Regions from separate parts of the Homo sapiens genome. Here regions 1, 2 and 3 are each linked to region 4. The links are chromatin contacts, found by Hi-C or POLR2A ChIA-PET in ENCODE. All regions are on one chromosome and are shown on one strand. The core of a region is the stretch at or near the end of the contact, and the rest is flanking DNA. Distances in the headings are between cores, read along the strand shown.

Region 1 (5,289 bases), core at 1,665-4,164, 810 kb after region 4:
CTCATGACTTACAGTGGTTCAAAAGGTATTGTTGAACTTCCTATAAATGTGAGCATAAAAAACTTACTTGACTCTAAATGATATACTTATGTAGGCCGAGCTTTATAATTTAATTTGGATAGTAAGTGGTAGTATCTAATTATAGTGTTGTAAAATTCGGTTTACTAAGACTACATTTGCATTATACTATAAGAAGTTCTATCTTTAAAGTACACACGTACCTGCATGTTTTTTTTTTTTTACTGTAATAAATTTAAAGTATTATGTCATGTCTGTTGAATATGAGGAACATTTTGGGGCAGTTGATAGGATTTTTGATGCTAAACAAGGAATGTTTTGCTGTTTCTTCCTGTACATTCCCTAGTACTGTGCACAAACAGTAGAGTTGAATTTCGTGGTTCTCCAGTTGAAATAGAAAGGCTAATTGCCGTTTCTTTTTTTTTTTTTTGAGACGGAGTCTCGCTGTGTCACCCAGGCTGGAGTGCAGTGGCCGATCTTGGCTCACTGAAACCTCTGCCTCCCAGGCTCAAGTGATTATCCTGCCTCAGCCTCCCGAGTAGCTGAGATTACAGGCACGTGCCACCACACCCAGCTAATTTTTGTATTTTTAGTAGAGACGGGGTTTCACCATGTTGGCCAGGCTGGTCTCAAACTCCTGACCTCAGGTCATCCACCTGCCTCAGCCTCTCAAAGTGCTAGGATTACAGGTGTCAGCCACCATGCCCAGCCCTTTTTTGAACTACCTCACCTAGTCTTAACTTCACCTGTTACCTACTTTCGAATTTTAAAAATTAATACTTATTTTCACTCGTGTTAATATCTTTTGATTCTTCTCCATGTTTTTAAGCAATTGGTTTTGAATGTGACCCTGCAACCGTGATCTCAATTGGGTTTCTTTTTTTTTTTTTTGAGACAGAGTCTCTCTCTGTCACCCAGATTGGAGTGCAATGGTGTCATCATGGCTCGCTGCAGCCTCGACCTTATGGGCTGAAGTGATCTTGAATTGCTGGACTCAAACCATCCTCCTGCCTCAGCCTCCCAAAGTTCTGGGATTATAGGTATAAATCACTGCACCCATCCTGGCTTTCCATTTTATCCTTTACTTTTGCATTTCATATTTTAGTGTTGTATGCATCCATCAGTCACTGGAGGCTGCTTTTTTCCTTTATTACCTATTTTTAAGGATAGACGAGATATAGAAAAATCAAATCATACATAAAATGGGAATAATACTATCATTTGCACATATAAATGAGTATATTCCCTGTGGGAAGACTAAGCACTTTTCCAGACACTGCTGACTTTGTTGAAATTTTTGTTGCTCATGTTTTAGAATTGTCTTTGTAGACACCATACCAGACACAGAAGGGAACTGGCTTTGTTACTTATAACTTATCCTCTTTATCTTGATTATCTTTTTTTCCCTTTCTTGTCTCTCTGGAAAAAGAAGATTTGTACAAGAACCAAATTGAAACTTGGAGCCAGTAGGAACCCATTGGATTGTAGATTTTATGGAATATGTCTAATAATCATATCATTATAATTAAGACCATAATTATTTGGCATTTTACCATATACTGAACACTTTCTGCATAAGTTCTCATTTTTCCTTATGACAAGAAAGGTAGCTATTAAAATTTCGGAGGAGGAAAGGAAGGCTTTTAAGTGACTTGTCCAAGGTCACAGTGGTGAAGTTAGCAGTTAAACCTATTTGTGATGCTAAGTCACATTTTCTTTCTCTGCTGTCGTGCCTACCATTATTTGTGTGTAGTTTGCTTTCTGTAATTGGGTAATGTCAGTGTAATTGACAGTATTGTAAATAATTTTGGGCTACTCATTGTGTGCGCACACTTGGAGTATAAAATGAATGTTTGCCTTTAGACTTCGGCGTAAATGGAGACGAGAGGTACTGAGTGCCAGGTGCAAGCAAGGCCTTCTGGAATGCTGCCTTGTCACAATCCTTTTCTGTTTGACGAGATCGATGCAGTGAAGGACAACAAGATTTTCTTAGCAGTGGAGAAGTGCCACGAGTGATGAAGCAATAAGACATGTGCAGGAGAGAGCGCAGGTGTAGTGATCAGGCACAAAGGCAGTAAGAGATGGCTGGTTGACCTCCCACCATAGGGAAGAACCTTGTTTTGGCTAATTGTCTTGTTGGGTGTTCAGAAAGTTGACCTCCAGGGAGACAGTGTTAGATAAGAGCATGAACATACAATTAAAATGATTAAATTAAAATTTATTTTTGGAACACTTATTTCCTTAAATGTGAGAATGAAATCTCTAAGCATATGCTTTCTTTTCTTTTTCAGTTTAAACCTTTTTAGAAATGAGACTGGGTAGATTCCATTTTAGCTCAACAAATGTCCTTTTAAAGCTTTCTTAAAAGTAAACATAGGTCAGTTTTAATTAAGATTTGAATGATACCCATAGATTATTCATTGTACCTTAGAGTTGATTCCAGATCCTGTTTACATTGATTTAGTCCTACTTTTTTTTTTTTTTTTAGTAGCTTTTTCTTTTTTTAGTACTGTAAGAACTCACTGTTGGTGTTAAAACACAGATTAGCTAACTTTGAAGCTTATAAGTATACTCTTATAAAAAGATTCCAAGTTCCAAATCAAGATTCTCCTATGTGGGAGCTAGGATGTTTCTGCCTCTTGTCTCTTCACTTTTTCTCTTTCTCTCTTTTTCCCTCCTTTCAGCAGCAGTTACCTAACGGATGCCAGGGACTGTGTTAGGTACTTAGTGACTTTTAGGAACTTGGACTAAGTATTTGTAAAATAAGTACTGGAAAATGATTAACATCTATCAATTTTTTTATAACTTACCATGCACTTTGACTATCATATCTCACTTATTTAAATTCTTACCACAGCCTTGTGTAGTGTTGTTGTCATGTTACAAGTTCAGACACAGGCTTTGACAGGTTCACTTACTTCCTTGCCTAATGTTGCATAGTTAGTGAAGCGCTAGCACTGGAGTCTGTACTTAGGCCCCTCTGACTTGCCTCGGTATGATTGTGCTTGCTTTGATTCCCGTCATTTCTACATTTAGTGGTGGCTTTTAGTGTTCCATTTTCACTTCCCACTTACACTGCCATTCTGCCCCCAGATTCTTATTACCTCATTCTTGGCTCGGGGGGATAAGCTTCATAATTGGTTCTCGTTGTTCTTCTGAGTCATCTTCCTGTGAACCTTGGTCAAATTAGTATTTTTTTTCAAGTGGTTTACCTTCCATGCTACCCTTAAGTTCACCCTTGCAGTTGGGTTTTGTAAGCTAGCCCCTATCCTATTGTCCTGCGAGACCATTCTTCCCAGTTTCCACTTAAACAGTGAAGGATTCCTTCCTGGATTATTTTCTTCCCACTCCAGCATTTCACATCTTTCAAGATGCAGTGCTTATCTTGTCTCTTCTTTGAAGCCATCCCTTACTTCTTCAACCCACTGACCTCTGGATTCCAATGGTCTATTTTGCTAGTATTTTTTTCTTTTTCTTGACATTTCATAATGTAGCCACATGTCTCTTAATTTTTATCTCTTCCATACCTGGTGATTTGTGTTCAGGGGCCTTATGTAATGTTCAGTTGACTTAAACAGAAGGAAGAACTCTAAAGTCAAGACTACTGTACTCCGAATTTTTGCTACCATGAAGTGAAACAATGGTAGCATGATCTCAGATGTTGCCAGCTGAAATAGTTTGGTATATATGCTCATTTGTCTTATAGGTGTCTTTTCTGTTTTTTGGCATCCTGTGCTTAATTCTTTTTTTGTAATCTAAGCTTTGTTCCAATTCAAAAGGAGTTGTTATTGTGTAACATGAAGCTTAGATGCATATATTGAGTTGCTTTATGTATTTTTTTTCCTATTTGAGTTTGGTATGCAGATGACTTCCTGAGGATGTAAATTTTCAGTGGAAAGCTTAAAGCTGGTTTTGGCATGATGTTTATTCTGTAACATGCTGAATCATTATATCAAATATTGAGTCGTTTTCCTTTATCTCCTTCTTTTATACAATATTCAATATTTATAACATCTGCTAACTACTGAATTTTTAAATCTACTTTTGTGGTTGAAGTTTAAACAGCTACTTTTACAGGCCGTATTTATCTTTATTTTAAGGTAGTTACACAGGTAATGAAAGAAATGTGAAATAGGACAGGCTGTTCTTGAAGGTCATGTGAATTGCCCTTTGAACTTGTTATATGATTAGAAATAAGGAGTTTTCAAATTCATAAACAAGTGCTTGTTTATATGGCTCTAACAAATATAATTGTACAACACTGCTAATATGGCAGATTAGTTTCCAGAAATGCTGTTCATAAGACCACTTTTTAAGTCTCTAAGCAGTGTGTGTATCTGTACCTGAACTTGTTAATGGGAGGACTGTCTTTGTGATGGCACTGGATTCAACTTTCACATTTCTTTTCAACACTTTTAAATTGTCCAAGCAAATTTTTGTTTTGACTTTGTTCTTTTCAATGCATATTTTGAAACACGGTTTCAAGTCCAAGGCAACATCTGAGGCTAGTGCCATCTGTTGGTGACAGTTAGAATTAAATCACTTTTGCTTTGATGCGAAGCTTTGTTCTTTACCATGAAAGTGTACATTTTAGGTGAAATGCCGGCTTATTAAGTGAAGACTTCATGAAGTTTTTAGAAAAATTTATTCAGCAAATATTTGAACACCTGCTGTGTGCTAGGCATTGAGAGCTGTTAGCAAAACCAACAGTATTCCCTGTGCATTAATGGGTGGGATGGACAAAAAATGAATATGTGTGCTATGGTAGGGGCAAGATGAAGCAGTGTAAGGGGGATATAGAATTCAGGGAAGGTGGGTGGCATGCTGCAATTTCAGATAGAATGATCAGAGGTGGTCACCATGGAGGGTGTATAAGGCACTCTTCTGTTGTTGCTGGATCATGAACTTTAGAGGTTTTAAGCATTGAAAATATTATTGTTCCTCCTCCCCCATAGGTAATTTGAAATGAAAACAGTATGAAACTTGAAAATAGTAAGAAAGTCCTGAAGTTATTTTCTCCATGATGGCTACTTCACTGCTTTTGTTGAAATAAATTATTTCAAGAACATTAAAAAAAAAAAGTATTCCAGCTTTACTGGTTCTCTGAGCATATGTGTAAGCTGCCAGTTGGTTTATTGAACACTGAGAGCTAGGCACTCTAGGGGGAATGTGAAGATAATTCAGACCTTCTTTGAACCTTGCACTAGCAGGTTGATTGGTTAGAGCAGTGGCACTTCAGTAAATTAAGTGGGAACAGGGATGTCTGCATAT
Region 2 (5,066 bases), core at 928-3,427, 540 kb after region 4:
CACAAAATATAGAGGAAATATATTCCAGCATTCAAAATTATCTGATTCAGAAATAAACAATGAAGTTCCACAATTTCAAGAAAGAACATATTCAATTGTGTCAAATATTGTTGCAAGGGCAAGTAAATACAGAGGAAAAAAAGGGAGATTTGGCCAGATAAAGTCACTAGTGACTGTACAGGCACTGCTTCAGTGGAGTAAGCAGGGAAGGAAGTTTGGGTTGGGTTGAGGAAGTGGGAAAGTTGAGACAGTAAGTACAGTAGTAATTCTTTGGAGTGCTGTAAGGGAGCAGAAAAATGGGGTGTAGCTAGAGAGTGAGAATGGATTAAAGGTTTTTTTTTAAAAAAAAAAGGCTGGGCGCGGTGGCTCACGCCTGTAATCCCAGCACTTTGGGAGGCCAAGGTGGGCGGATCATCTGAGGTTGGGAGTTTGAGACCAGCCTGACCAAAATGGAGAAATCCCGTCTCTACTAAAAATACAAAATTAGCTGGGTGTGGTGGCGCATGCCTGTAATCCCAGCTACTCAGGAAGGCTGAGGCAGGAGAATTGCTTGAACCTGGCAGGCGGAGGTTGCGGTGAGTCGAGATCATGCCACTACTCCAGCCTGGGCAACAAGAGTGAAACTCGGTCTAAAAAAAAAAAAAAACAACAACAACAACAAAAAACGACAGATTCTAAAGCATGTTAAAATGTACCATCCAGTAGTGAGGGAGAAATTAAAGTGACGGAGAACTTAAAGGGGCAAAAAAAGGGATAAGTTAAATGGTAAAACCTTTGAGTAGGTGTAAGAGGACACCATCTGGAGCAGAAAGGAGGGTGGGACCGTTGCTGGCTTTAGATAAGAAATAAGATCGACTTTATATGGTTATTATGATGCTCCAGATAAAATAACCATTGTGAAAACCCTTCATAAGTTTTAAGATACTAAAATGTACTACCAGGCCGGGTCTGGTGGCTCAGGCCTGTAATCCTAACATTTTGGGAGGCCAAGGTGGGCAGATCACCTTAAGTCAGGGGTTTGAGACCAGCCTGGCCAATATGGTGAAACCCTGTCTCTAGTAAAAATACAAAAATAAACTGGGTGTGGTGGCGCACACTTGCAGTCACAGCTACTCGGAAGGCTGAGGCAGGAGAATAACTTGAACCCAGGAGGCAGAGGTTGCAGTGAACTGAGATCACGCCACTGCACTCAGCCTGGGCAACACAGCGAGATGCCTTCTCAAAAACAAACAACAACAAAAAACTAACCAAATAAAATGTACTATCAAACAACTGCTCAGGCAATGAAGTATTTTACTACACCCATGTGCCACTTGTAGATTCACAGATAAGTATTTTCCAAGCTTATTATATCCCTAATCAATAAAATTTTTTATCATAATAGATGATGTTTTCACTTATTTATTTTTACGCTTCGTGGAAAAAAGCCCACAAGACGTGTTTGGATTCTTGGTTTCACTTTTAAAGCAGCAAACAATCTTTACTTTGCTTGAATTGGAACCTGTATACGTCCTATTTTGTTTCCTCTACTAAATTTATTGAATAAACAAATGATTCGCGTGGCCTTTATAAGTTTCGTAATTTCGCTTTTCCTTTTTACCTGTGGTCCTTGATGCTAGGGGCAGGAGAAGAAAAACTAACCTATTCTTTAAAAACGCGTTTCCCTTTTCCATCTCTAAAAAAACTGAAAAGACGTAAAACAAATGGGAGGGGGCAAAGGAAAGAAATGAGGAAAAATCTAAGGAAGATTAATGTGTACTTCCCGGTCAGCGGGAAGGTGGACGGAGTAATATCTTTGCGGAGGATTGGGGTGTGGGGATCTGTGAAGGCGCAGTATGAGCAGTAAGGACTTGTCAACCAGCCCGACGCAACTTCACCGAGGGCGAGGAAAGGAGCTCTGAGGAAGGGGTTACTCCCGGGCAGGACTGTAAACCAGCTGGAGGCCTCGCTGGGAGGGCTTTAGAGGAATGAAACGTCCTTAAGAGGGGCGGATGGGGAATGGTATCAAGGGTATGGGTTCTTTAGGGCCTTGAAACAACGAAGGCTCAAACCAGTGGGCACAAAGGCTACCGGAACAGTAGTACGCGCTGAGAGAAGGGACACTATTCCCTTCACCTACCAATCGCTGCTGGCCCGGGCGCCGCTGGACTCCTAGGTAACGTCGCAGGCGGAAATGACGTAACTCAATCCGTTCTGTCCCGCCCCATTGCCCTCCTAGCCCCGCCTTCTAGGCCCCGCCTTTCCTCTATTCGCGCTCTGACAAAGTGCAGGGGATATAGACCAACCGCTTGTGAAGGCTGCTGGTTCTGTTAGAAGCCCGCTTTCGATTGTCAGTGGCTTTGAGGCAAAGGATTTTGGAAGGGAAAGCAAAGTGATTGTCTACGAAGTTGGGCTTAGTATATAATAAAGCCCAGTCATTTCAACCAAGAACCTTAAAGATGTTGAGAAATATAATGAAATATTTTCTATTAATTTTTGTAAAATTTTTCTTGAGATAGGGTCTCAATCTGTGGCCGAGGCTGGAGTGCAGTGGCGCGATCTCGGCTCACTGCAGCCTGGAACTCCCCTGGCTCAGGTGATTCTCCCACGTCAGCCTCCCGAGTAGCTGGGACCGTAGGAGTGCACCACCACGCCAGGCTCATTTTTCTATTTTTATTAATAGTGGCGACAGGGTTTCTCCATGTTGTCCAGGCTGGTCTTGAACTCCTGGGCTCCAGCGATCCCCCCCTACCCCATCTCCCGCCTTGGCCTCCCAAAGTGCTAGGATTACAGGCGTGAACCACCGCGCCCGGCCTATTTAATTAGTTTAATTTATTCATTTGAAAATGAGACAACTGATCCTTCTAGCTATTTGACAGGTCTTGCTCAAGGTCAAAGAATACGTGACTTGCAGTCCAATGTTATTTCTAAATGTAAGCTCTTCAGCTGGTTAAGCTAAACTGCTTTAAGTGAAAACAGACGACCTCTTGAATGAGTTTTCAAATGACCTTAAATAATGCAAGCACTGCTTATCTAAAGCAAGTCTGACTTGCTTGAATTCTGAGTCTGACACTTTGGCAGTGCTTTAGTTGGTCACAGATTATTGCAATGTGAAAAAATCTTGTTCAGAACTGCCCAGTTTTGCTATGTTCGTCCTATGTTCATGCATGGAATATAATTTGTTTGTAAGGAAGATAAACTTTTAAGGAGGGAAAAGAAACACCTGAAGAGAAATTTCCCTGTATAATGAAAACATTTGTACAGAAAAAATTCTTGGTAGGTTAATTCAGTGACTCACTGAACTTCCAGAGTTCTTTAAAATCATCACAATCATAAGCAAGGGGTGAGCTTCAGTTCCTCTTTATGTAGTTGCCTTGATGCATTAATACACAGTAGTTATGAACAATAAACTGTAAAAATATAGTCATGGAAACATTATGTATATCTTAATTTTCAATCTAATAGAAACTGGGTTAAAAAATTTAAATTCAGGCCAGGTGTGGTGGCTCACACCTGTAATCCCAGCACTTTGGGAGGCTGAGGTGGGCGGATCACTTGAGGTCAGGAGTTCAAGACCAGCCTGGACAACATGGTGAAACCCCCTCTCTACTAAAAATACAAAAATTAGCCCAGCCTCCCAAGTAGCTGGGACTACAGGCGCCCTCCATGATACCCGGCTAATTTTTTGTATGTTTAGTAGAGACGGGGTTTTACTGTGTTAGCCAGGATGGTCTCAATCTCCTGGTGGCGCGCTGCCTGTAGTCCCAGCTACTCAGGAAGCTGAGGCAGGAGAATTGATAGAACCCGGGAGGCAGAGGTTGGTTGCAGTGAGCCGAGATAGCGCCATTGCACTTCAGCCTGGCAACACAGCAAGATTCCCTCTAAAAAAAAAAAAAAATTAAATTCAAAATTACACAACAATGTGAATGTACTTAAGTCCACTGAATTGTACAATTGAAACTAGTTAGAAGGATAAATTTATGTATATTTTACCACAATTTAAAAATTTTAAATTAAAAAACTGCAAAACTAAGCCAGTAAATAATTTAGAACAAAAATTCCTAAATGTACTGGATGAAATATAAAAATAAATTTAAGGTATACTGCTGTTTAGATATTATTTTTATTAGGTTGGTGCAAAAGTAATTGCGGTTTTTGTCATTAAACATACATAATTAAACATAATGGCAAAAACCGCGATTACTTTTGCATCAACCTAATAAACTGCATATTTTTAATGTAGTGCTTATCTGAATTATTTTAAAAAGTATTTACAATAGTTACTGTTGAGTACTTATGTTACCTCTAACCTGATCCACAAGAATTCAGCAATTTCTACATAACAGGCTAGAACATTTTCTTATTGCTCTAATACATGTAAAAATTGTTCAGTTCTTTAAAAGTATCTTTCTTTAAAGTAGCCACAAGGGATCATTAAGACTAGAAACTGTCAAGTGTTAGGTTTATTCATTTATATGTACCTGCTTAAATCTAGGAACAGTTTACTAAGACGCAGAACTCAGAAGAACTTCTGGGTGGTTTCACAGAAATCGTTCCTTCCTTCCTTCTCTCTTCCCCTCTCCACTTATTCTCTTCCTCTTCTTTTTCTCTCTTCTTTGTCTTACTACTATTATACAATATATCATATTATATTTATGAAATTAATATTCTTGCTTTCCACTTACAAGGCAAAGATTTTTCTTTATAAACCATGTGAAGACAAGAGATAAGGAAACAAAAATGAATTGGCATGAGGAAAGGGGAAATATCTGTAGTGCCGAGGGAGAAGAGTCACAATTACATGCCATTTTGCCTAGGGAGAAGAGTCACAATTATATGCCATTTCTTTCCTCTCTGCTTTGGCACTGGAGCAAACTCCAACAATAGGGGACTCCAAGGCTGTCTCCCGGATGTGAGCATGGAATCTTTTATAATTGTGGAAAATATGTCATGTAGTAGAAAACCACAATGTCACACATGAGGAGTGGGTGTGGGTCAAAGGCACAGGTCCTGCAGTGGTCCTAAAGGAGGCCAGAGGGACCTCCAACCAGGCATCAATCCTCTTGTTGAGGCTTAGCAGTTTGAAG
Region 3 (4,921 bases), core at 839-3,338, 690 kb after region 4:
TTTTTTTATTATAAAAGACCAGATTCCTTGGAACATATCCTCGTGGAGAAAAAAATAACTCTATCTATTAGATAAGTAAAATAAATTCTGTTCTAATATATAAACAGCCATATTCTAATAGGTCAGAACTATTTTTCTCTATTTTACAGATGAGAAAGGGTAGACTCAAAGAAGTTAAATTTCTTACTCAAGTTTACATAGCTATTATGTATTATTGCAATTTTTGTAGGTAAAATTGAAAAAGGTTATATGACAAGCTCATATCATTCAACCTAATAGAAAATCCAGGGCTGCAGTGCATGGACTCTATCTCCCACCCTAGAGTCTTATCTTATGTTGAAGTGAACTAAATATGGCCTGAGAAGGACTCTGTACTTCTATATTTGAGTCCTTGTGGAGAACCATAACCTAGCTTAATAGGCAGACAAAACTGAAAACTAAACTTAGGAGTATGCACCTGTAACAATAGCTGAGTGTTGGTCAATCCCAGCAGCCATACTTCAACCACTCATAGACTGCTGAGTGTTCAAACTGCGTTCAAATATGGCAAACACTGAGCTGTAACCAATCTCACTGTTTCCGTACCTCATTTCCGATCCCTGTACGTCACTTTACTTTTTTTAATCTATAAATTTGTTCTGACCACGATATACCCCAGGAGTCTCTCTGACTCTGCTGTAATTCTGAAGGCTACCCTATTCACAAATTGTTTCCTTTTTTTTTTTTTTTGCTCAACTAAACTCCATCAAATTTGACTTGTCTCAAGTTTCCTTTTAACACTTACATACCACTGTTTCTTACTTGGATCTTTAATGATGACTTGAATTGTTTTAATTTAAATGTTACTTAATATGTACAAACAAAAAATTAGGTACAAACTTCTGATTCATGTAGCTTTATTAAACTATATGGGCAATAATTTTTTTAAACTTAAAAATTAAAAAAAGAAAACTAAATAACCTAAAAATCTATTTACCAATATGTATGTCATGAAACAGAGGGTATAGTGTTGCTGAAAGAAAACAATGAACTAGGTTTTTAAAAAAATCAGCCATTGGTTACTTTAATGAAATATTCATTTTAATACTGTATCCTCCCGATGCAACGCTAATGAATAAAACACACTGTTTTCAGAATTTTTTTAACTGCATACTTACTACTATACATAGTAGTCATGAACTGTTGAACTTCTGTGTACAGAAGTGAAATTTATGTAACCTATCTACTCATTTATGACAATATGCCTTTTATAGTATTTGCTGTGTGATGACTCAATTCTTCTACCAGTTATCTCTATCTGACTACTTGTAAAACTTTCTCTCACTTCATGCCTCCACTTGGATTGAAACCATCATTCATATATTACATTTGCTTCTTGTGTTTTTTTCTCATTGGTTTATAACAATCAAAGTAGTTCATGACTCCACTGTATCATATCATTTTCATACAAGCAAATGGAAGTCTCAATGGATTAACTTTTCTATAAAACTAAAGTTTTTTTCTATGAAATTGCCTTTAATTTTGAATTTTCACTTCAATGAAATAAGTTTGATTTTGGTAAAAGAATGAAACATCAGTACTACTTTGAACACAGTTAACTGTCATTTTAAAATCAAGACATAAAAGCAACCACAGATGCTTGCCAAGAAATTAAAAATTCAATGCTAAACATGTAGTTCTAACAACAAAGAGGACTAAGATAACACAGAATCTTCTCTCGTAAACCTCAAAATGCTGGATGCAATGTAGCTATTTAGAGGTACAATATAATTATATGTAACTACATAGAGAAAGGAAACTCCCCATACCAGAAATGGAAAAAAGATGTGAAAGCCTTGTGGTAAGCACACAGACTGACTCTGCAATTTTACACTTAGAAATTAACAATGCTATTTAAGACCATAGGTCTTAAGCCTATGCAGGGACACTGAGAGCGATGTGCCTGTGTGAAAGAATGACTAGAAGAACTCTCCCCATAGTCTCAGGGAGACTCAAAGGAAACATGTCAATGCCTAGGTTTTTGGGCAGAAAACAACATAAGCTCTTTCAAGAAATTAAAACCCCAGGTACTCCATGGACAGATGTGGAATTTCCTGTATTGTCCAGAAACTCCCCGAGTCACAAAGTTAATGTAAACCTCAACTTGACAGTATGCCAGAAGCAAAAATTAAATAAACAAATAGCTGGGCATGGTGGCTCATGCCTGTAATCCCAGCACTTTGGGAGGCTAAGGCGGGTGTATTGCTTGAAGCCAAGAGTTAGAGACCAACCTGGCCAACATGGCAAAACCCTGTCTGCACTAAAATAAAAAAAAAATTAGCCAGGCATGGTGGTGCGTGTCTGTAGTCCCAGATACTCAGGAGGCTGAGGCATGAGAATCTCTTGAACCTGGGAGGTGGAGGTTGCAGTGAGCCGAGATTGCACCACTGCACTCCAGCCTGAGTGACAGAGTAAGACTCTGTCTCAATAAATAAGTAAAAAATTAAAAAATAAATGTATTACTCTGTTTTCACGCTGCTATAAAGAACTGCCCAAGACCAGGTAATTTATAAAGGAAAGAGGTTTAATTGACTTCCAGTTCTGCATTGCCTGGGAGGCCTCAGGAAACTTACAATCATGACTGAAGGCAAAGGGGAAGGAATGAATCTTCTTCACAGGGCAGCAAGAGGGAGAAGTGCTAGCAGGGGAAATGCCGGGCACTCCCAAAACCATCAGATCTTGTGAGAACTCACTATCATGAGAACAGCAAGGGGGAAACTGCCTCCATGATCCAATCACTTCCCACTGGGTCCCTCCCACGACATGTGGGGATAATGGGGATTGCAATTCAAGATGAGATTGTGGTGGGGACACAGACAAACCATATAAATAAATAAATAAACAAACAAATAAGCTACTTTACAGGGTACTTCCAAACCCAAGGCTACAAAGAAAAAATGATCCCCAGTGAAATGACAAAATACAGGAGGAAATAATCCACCATGTGTGAAAGTTATCAGATTCAATAAACAGCAGTTATATACTCCCTCCCAAGCACTTCAGCTTATAGCACTATAAAATAAGTATGTTTAAAACAAGAGATAAGAAAGAATAGGAATTACAGGAAAATAAGATCAAAGTCCTACTTTTAAAAAATAAAATTTCTAAAAATTAAAATAAAAAAATACAGCTACACTAATTCTTAAATAGACAATTCATGACCTGAAATTTAGATCTAAGGAAATATATACAAATGTGACTCTCAAAAGCTTGAGAAATGGAAAATATGAAAGATAGTTTAAGAGATATGGAAGAAAGAAGAAAAATGTCCAGTGCCTATCTAATAGGAATTTCCAAAGGAGAGAATGAAGAGTGGGAGAGGCAGTATTTCAAATGATAATGTCTGAGAATTTTCTTAAATTAATGAAAGACATGAATCTTCAGGATAACTAATGATGGAACACCTCAAATGAAAAGAAAATATTAAGACACCCAAAGATTTTTAAAACTTAAACTAAAAGAGAACATTAGTTAAAATGACAATAGACTTTTCAACAGAAATTATCAAATTCAGAGTCAATGGAATAAAAGTTGCAAAACTGTCAACTTAGAATTCTATCCCCAACTAAATTATCATTCAATTGTCAAAATAAAATAAGGCAAAATAAAAATATTTTAATACAAAACAGAGAAGATTTACCACTCACATTCCTTGCTAAAAGAGCTAAAGAAGGATTTACTTTAGGCAGAAACAATTTGAACAAAAAGGGAAGGATGAAGGCAAAGAGGGGTTGAGTGATCAAGGAGAAGGAAGATACTGGTTTTGACTTCTTGCCTCATTTCTTCCCCATTCCAGAAGGGCTTCTATGTTCCTTTCTATTCTTATTTTTTCTATTTTTAATTTTTTTTGTAGAAACAGGATCTTACGATGTTGCCCAGGCTGGTCTCAAACTCCTGGGCTCAAGCAATCCTCCCACCTCCCAAAGTGCTGAGATGACAGGCACGAGCCACTGCACCTGGCCTGTCCCTTTCTATTCTTATGGTTACTTGCCCTCTATCATCTCTTCTTCATTCTGTGGAACTTCCTTCTGGTTAGTATCTTCTTCCCTGGGCACCATCAGGCTCAGCATGAATTATAGTAGGGTACTGTGAAACATAATAAATGAGGGGAATAAGAAATAGCCCGAAGAATATTTTCAAGATATTTTTGATGTAATGATTATATTAATATCATTAGATTATCACTGGAATGAAAATATGAAATTTTAAAGTCCTATGTCCAATGGTTCAAGGCCACCAATTTGAAAGACCTGCTCAATAACATTTGGCCTCTTCTCTCACGGTTGTTTTAATTTTTTCTTAGCACCAGGCTCATTTTTTATCATGGTTAAAGGCTTTTCCCAATCAAACAGGCCAACATGTGTTCATTGTTTTGTAAAAAAGTTTTTCATTTGAGGTGGGGCTTGTGTGTTGAAGATGTGTCTGTGGTGCAATTGGCATTATTGTTAAAGGCAGACTTCTCCAAGAATCAACATAACTCCGTCTAGCATGCTCTCTGGGTGCAGCATTGATATTGGCATGCACACCCACAGAGAGCTCATTTGCCAGGTCCTCCCTGTTCAATCATGTTGTAAACACCAGTGCTTAAGCAGTAGTGAAGTTATTGCCTGGCTAAACAGAAACTCTCACTCTTCAATAATTGATTCTTTTAGATTCATTTGAACAGTTTGGGAAGGAAGGACCTCAACTTCCATATCTCTGCCTCCATTAAACAGGAAAGGACACAGACTTAGATTTAAATTACATGTAAGATTCTGTGGTTTTAGTCTATTCTCTGTCCTTTCCTTGTCTTCTCTTAAGTCACTTTTGTTTTGATACACTGGGTGGGGAATTGGCAATTCACCTTAACTCACAGTGAGTAATGGAAACACTGCGAATCTAG
Region 4 (4,715 bases), core at 2,015-4,514:
CTGAAGTCACTGGAGTACATGAGGTTGCCAGAAAAAGCCCAAAGTGAAGGTAAAAGTGGGGAGAGGGAAAAGAGATGAAGGAAGGATCTCTTAAGATCTTCAGTATTGAAGAAATGAATCATAGAAAGAGGAGTCATTGAAGAAGGTTAAAAAGAACAGAAAATTAGGAGAGAATGCTTTTGTGGAAGCCAAGGAATAAGGGTGTTCAGGTTGTGCTTACAGAAAATTCAGTCATGGCCAGGTGCAGTGGCTCATGCCTGTAATCCCAGCACTTTGGGAGGCCAAGGGGGGTGGATCACTTGAGGTCAGGAGTTCGAGATCAGTCTAGCCAACATGGTGAAACCTTGTCTCTACTAAAAATACAAAGATTAGCTGGGTGTGGTGGCCCACGCCTGTAGTCCCAGCTACTCAGGAGGCTGAGACAGGAGAATCGCTTGAACCCAGGAGGCGGAGGCTGCAGTGAGCCAAGATCGCGACAGAGCAAGATTCCGTCTCAAAAAAAAAAAAAAAAAAAGGAGAATGACAACTAAAACTAGATGACACTGCAGTGGGGTGGTGGTGAGGATGGTGGGGGTGGGGGCTTGGATTTAATAATTAGGATGTCCCTGACAGCCTTATCAAAAGCAGTGGTATATTAGGCACAGAGAGTATGTTAGGGGTATATAAGCCTCCTTGAAGACTAACTGGTAGATGAGAAATGATAATAGATCATCATTTCTGATATTTGAAAAGGAGAATGATGGAGGAGTCAACAATCTGAAGGGGAAGCGTAATGAAGAGGTGTTTTGCTTAGTTTTAGAATTGTAGATAATTGAGCATGTTTATAGGCTGAGGAGCAGAAGCCACTGGAGAAGGGGAGATTCAAGGTATAAAAGGTATGAAATAAAAGTCAACTGTTGGGAAAAGCCCCAAAAAGATAAGTGAAAGGGGATTAAACACAGCCAACACCAATTCCTCCAAAACAGCAAAGGAAATAGGGATGAATATCGATATAAGAATTTGGGATGTGCACAAGAAAAAAGTGGAATTGTTGAAAATTTTGTTTTGGTAAACACACACTTTTTTTTTTGAGACGGAGTTTTGCTCTCGTTGCCCAGGCTGGAGTGCAATGGCACAATCTCGGCTCACTGCAGCCTCCACTTCCCGGGTTCAAGCGATTATCCTGCCTCAGCCTCCCAAGTACCTGGGGTTACAGGCATGTGCCACCATGCTTGGCTAATTTTTGTAGCTTTTTTTTTTTTTTTTTTTTTTTGAGACGAGGAGTCTTGCTTTGTCGTCCAGGCTGGAGTGCAGTGGCACCATCTCAGCTCACTGCAACTTCTGCCCCCCAGGTTCAAGCGATTCTCCTGCCTCAGCCTCCCGAGTAGCTGGGATTACAGGCGCCTGCCACCGTGCGTGGCTAATTTTTGTATTTTTAGTAGAGAGGAGGTTTCATCATCTTGGCCAGGCTGGTCTTGAACTCCTGACCTTGTGATCCACACACCTCGGCCTCCCAAAGTGCTGGGATTACAGGCATGAACTACTGCACCCGGCCATTTTTGTAGTTTTAATAAAGACGAAGTTTCGCCATGTTGGCCAGGCTGGTCTCGAACTCCTGACCTCAGGCGATCTGCCCGCCTCGTCCTCCCAAAGTGCTGGGATTACAGGCGTGAGCCACTGCGACCGGCCTAAACACACACTTTTATTTATTTATTTATTTTCTTTGAGATGGAGTTTCGCTCTTGTTGCCCAGGCTGGAGTGCAATGGCACGATCTCAGCTCATCACAACCTCTGCCTCCCGGGTTCAAGCAATTCTCCTGCCTCAGCCTCCCGAGTGGCTGAGATTACAGGCATGCACCACTACGCCCGGCTAATTTTGTATTTTTAGTAGAGACGGGGTTTCTCCATGTTGAGGCTGGTCTCGAACTCCTGACTCAGGTGATCCACCCGCCTCAGCCTCCCAAAGTGCTGGGATTACAGGCGTGAGCCACCGCGCCCGGCCTAACACACACTTTTAAACTGTTTCACTTTTTAAAGATAAACCTTGACGTCACTATTACTCAATTTGAGGAAAGGCACAAGAAAGTAGTAAGATCTCACCAGAATTTAAGTTCTGCTTTGTTTACTTACATCATTAATCAGACATGAGCTAAGAGACCACCTGTTCGCTTTTTTCTGACTTAAACAATGGAGACCAAGGAGAGCTGAAAATTTCATGAGCTTCTCAACATTTCCCCGGCTTTTTTTTTTTTTTTTTTTTTTGCCACTGTCCCCAGGGTTGGAGGGCCCCAGAGGGTATGGGGATGATACTTGGCGTTTCTCACTCTTCTGTGGTACTCATAGCAGTGAAGAACAGACAGTGGCAGCACGCAGCAACAGCCAGAGCCCTTGCTAGAAGCACCCAGAACTGGCTGTGCAAATTTATTTCAATCCTGCCCAAAACTCCTTCACCTTAAAATGCCTTGGAGGTGGCTCTCATCAAGACAAGAAAGCAGGGTGTGGTGGCTCACACCTGTAATCCCAGCACTGGGAGGCTGAGCCTGGAGGATCACTTGAGGTCAGGAGTTCGAGACCAGCCTGGGCAACACAGCAAGACCCCATCTCTACAAAAAGTTAGAAAATTAGCGGGATGTGGTGGCCCCCGCCTGTAGTCCCAGCTACTCAGGAGGCTGAGGTGGATGGATCGCTTGAACCTAGGAGTTTGAGACCAGCCTAAGCAACATAGCGAGACCACATCTCTAAAAAAAAAATTTTTTTTTAACCCAGAAGAAAATTAGCCAGGTGTGATGGCTCACACCCGTGGTCCCCGCTGCTTGGGAGGCTGAGGTGGGCAGATCGCTTGAGGCTGCAATGAGCCGAGATCTCACCACATCAATCCAGCCTGGGGGACAAAAAAAAAAGAGGAATCAAAGCAATGACCCAAGTTATGGCCTCAGGGACTTCCAAAATCAGAGCCCTAATCTGACCAACCCGCCCTGACGCCTGTAAGAAAACGACTCTCACTTTTCATTGGCTGACCCTCCCGGAGTTGAGACCTTGCTTCATTTTCCTTGGTTGTTGCTGCTGTCACGTCTTCCCGCCACGCCCACTTTCCTGCCGGCGCCCAGTGAGCGTTGAGGGAGAGTGATTTGCAGCCGGTCAGGGGCGGGAGTTCGCGGCAGCAAACCTGCTTCCCCCTCCCACGCGCCACCGCCCCCGCCCCGCCCCCGTCCAGAGGCCCCGCCCCTAGCCGGGCCTGGCCCCGCCTCTCTCTCCCGAGAGGGCGGGCACCAGGCGGCGGCCGCAGCCGCAGGAATATGCTGGAAGGCGGCGGGCGGGCGCCCGCGAGGTGCTGAAAGGACAGTTCCCGCCGCCGAACTTAGCCCGCGGGTGGGGCGGCCCGGGAGCCAGCGGGGCACGTGAGCGATGGAGACCATCTGGATCTACCAGTTCCGCCTCATCGTGATCGGGGACTCCACCGTGGGCAAGTCCTGCCTCCTGCACCGCTTCACCCAGGGCCGCTTCCCCGGGCTGCGCTCCCCCGCCTGCGACCCCACCGTCGGCGTGGACTTCTTCTCCCGCCTGCTGGAGATCGAGCCGGGCAAGAGGATCAAGCTACAGCTCTGGGACACGGCGGGACAGGAGCGGTTCAGGTAGGGACCCCGGGGACCTTGGGCACCGCGCCGCCCCCTCAGCCCGCCCGGACGCCCCTTCCCCAGGCGTCCGCCCCGCCGGCCCTGGTCGGGAGAGGCTCTGGCCCTTCCCTCTCGAAAGTGCAAACACTCCATTCTCGCTTCCCCTTTGCCCCTCCTCTTCCAGGGACGACTTCCTCCTCCGCAATTTCTCACTTCTTTCTTTGGCGCCCATTTCCTGCGCCCCCTTTCCATCTTTCCTTTCCCGCCTGAACCGGGGTCGTCCTCGCCGCCCCCTCTTCCCCAACTCTTTCAGCCCCTGTGGGTATTTTTATCCCCTCCGGCTCCCCGGCTGCCTTCTTCCCAAACTCGGCTTCCCTGGCTGCGCACAGCATGACCCGACCACCCTCCTCCAAGCAGGCGCCCCTTTTCCTACCCTAACCCAGCGGCTCCCACGCTGTGTGGCCGGGGAGAACCGCGAGGGAGGGTTCCCAGATTCGTGATGGATCCTTTAGCTTCACAGCAAGGAGCGCTCCAACCCAGGTTCCTGCATGAGCTCACTGGGCATGGTTCACAGAGAGGTGGATGCGGTAATGGTTTGGGCACCTCACAGCACTGAATGTGGTCATCAGAAATACTGGGTCATGACCCGTGGGAATGGGTCTTGTAGGTTAACTAGATGCAACATCAGGGACACTGGCACAGCTGAGGGTGTGTGTGTGTGTGTGTGTGTATGTGAAGGGTTGAGTTGTCTTTAGAAGTTTGTCATGTTTGGTGGGAAAAAGACATATATTGAGATTCGCCAGGAACTTTAATTTTGCTTATGATCAGTACTTAACGTTCCAGGGTGATAATATTTCTAAAGACAGAAGGAGGGATCCAAATGAATAGTCTCCTCCTAAATATCCGCTGGGGACATGAAGGGTTTCACAAAGGCGACTTGTGTAAATAAAAAGTAAATGAAATTATATGCATTTCCTGAATATTTGAGATGGAAGCAGGTTTAAAGCAAATTTTAAATGTCTAGGATTCAAAGGCACTTCGTTTTAGAGGAAGATGGTGAAACTGATGTATTGTACTGTTCTGTTTCTTAAAGACTGCATTATCCATTGGAACTCATTTAA

The links. A loop is a pair of places that touch in the nucleus more often than their neighbours do. ChIA-PET counts read pairs that join two places held with the same protein, here RNA polymerase II (POLR2A). Pooled maps may share reads with other maps.
Region 1: a loop to region 4 is called in a map with no recorded cell type, with 5 times the contacts of the local background. The contact joins the enhancer-like site here to the promoter of RAB39A in region 4. A Hi-C loop is called at or near these places in 1 of 37 single-sample maps with no recorded cell type and 5 of 50 pooled maps. POLR2A ChIA-PET finds 5 or more read pairs at or near these places in 1 of 52 experiments (Caco-2).
Region 2: a loop to region 4 is called in a pooled map, with 8 times the contacts of the local background. The contact joins the promoter of C11orf65 here to the promoter of RAB39A in region 4. A Hi-C loop is called at or near these places in 3 of 37 single-sample maps with no recorded cell type and 9 of 50 pooled maps.
Region 3: a loop to region 4 is called in a pooled map, with 6 times the contacts of the local background. The contact joins the enhancer-like site here to the promoter of RAB39A in region 4. A Hi-C loop is called at or near these places in 2 of 50 pooled maps. POLR2A ChIA-PET finds 5 or more read pairs at or near these places in 4 of 52 experiments (WTC11, activated CD4-positive, alpha-beta T cell, activated CD8-positive, alpha-beta memory T cell and 1 more).

Annotation. Positions count from the first base shown.
Region 1 is chr11:108,730,622-108,735,910 of GRCh38, forward strand. The region is part of intron 13 of DDX10 (DEAD-box helicase 10); the gene reads left to right. All of the region lies in intron 2 of LOC124902750 (a long non-coding RNA gene), which reads right to left. Among named protein-coding and RNA genes, the nearest start is that of DDX10, 68 kb to the left of the region's middle. RefSeq lists an enhancer at 3,151-3,270. Within about 2 kb of position 2,915, at least 7 of the 41 ENCODE cell types and tissues checked have a DNase peak (open chromatin) inside an H3K27ac peak, as active enhancers do.
Region 2 is chr11:108,465,352-108,470,417 of GRCh38, forward strand. C11orf65 (chromosome 11 open reading frame 65) reads right to left here and starts at 2,178. Exons shown (of 9, transcript NM_152587.5): 1 at 2,120-2,178. RefSeq lists a silencer at 71-365, enhancers at 1,397-2,249, 2,190-2,334 and a cis regulatory region at 2,262.
Region 3 is chr11:108,619,808-108,624,728 of GRCh38, forward strand. No RefSeq gene overlaps it. Among named protein-coding and RNA genes, the nearest start is that of EXPH5, 28 kb to the left of the region's middle. RefSeq lists an enhancer at 2,160-2,239. Within about 2 kb of position 2,089, at least 5 of the 41 ENCODE cell types and tissues checked have a DNase peak (open chromatin) inside an H3K27ac peak, as active enhancers do.
Region 4 is chr11:107,925,184-107,929,898 of GRCh38, forward strand. RAB39A (RAB39A, member RAS oncogene family) reads left to right here and starts at 3,265. Exons shown (of 2, transcript NM_017516.3): 1 at 3,265-3,612. The coding sequence starts at 3,386. RefSeq lists silencers at 3,001-3,490, 3,521-3,740.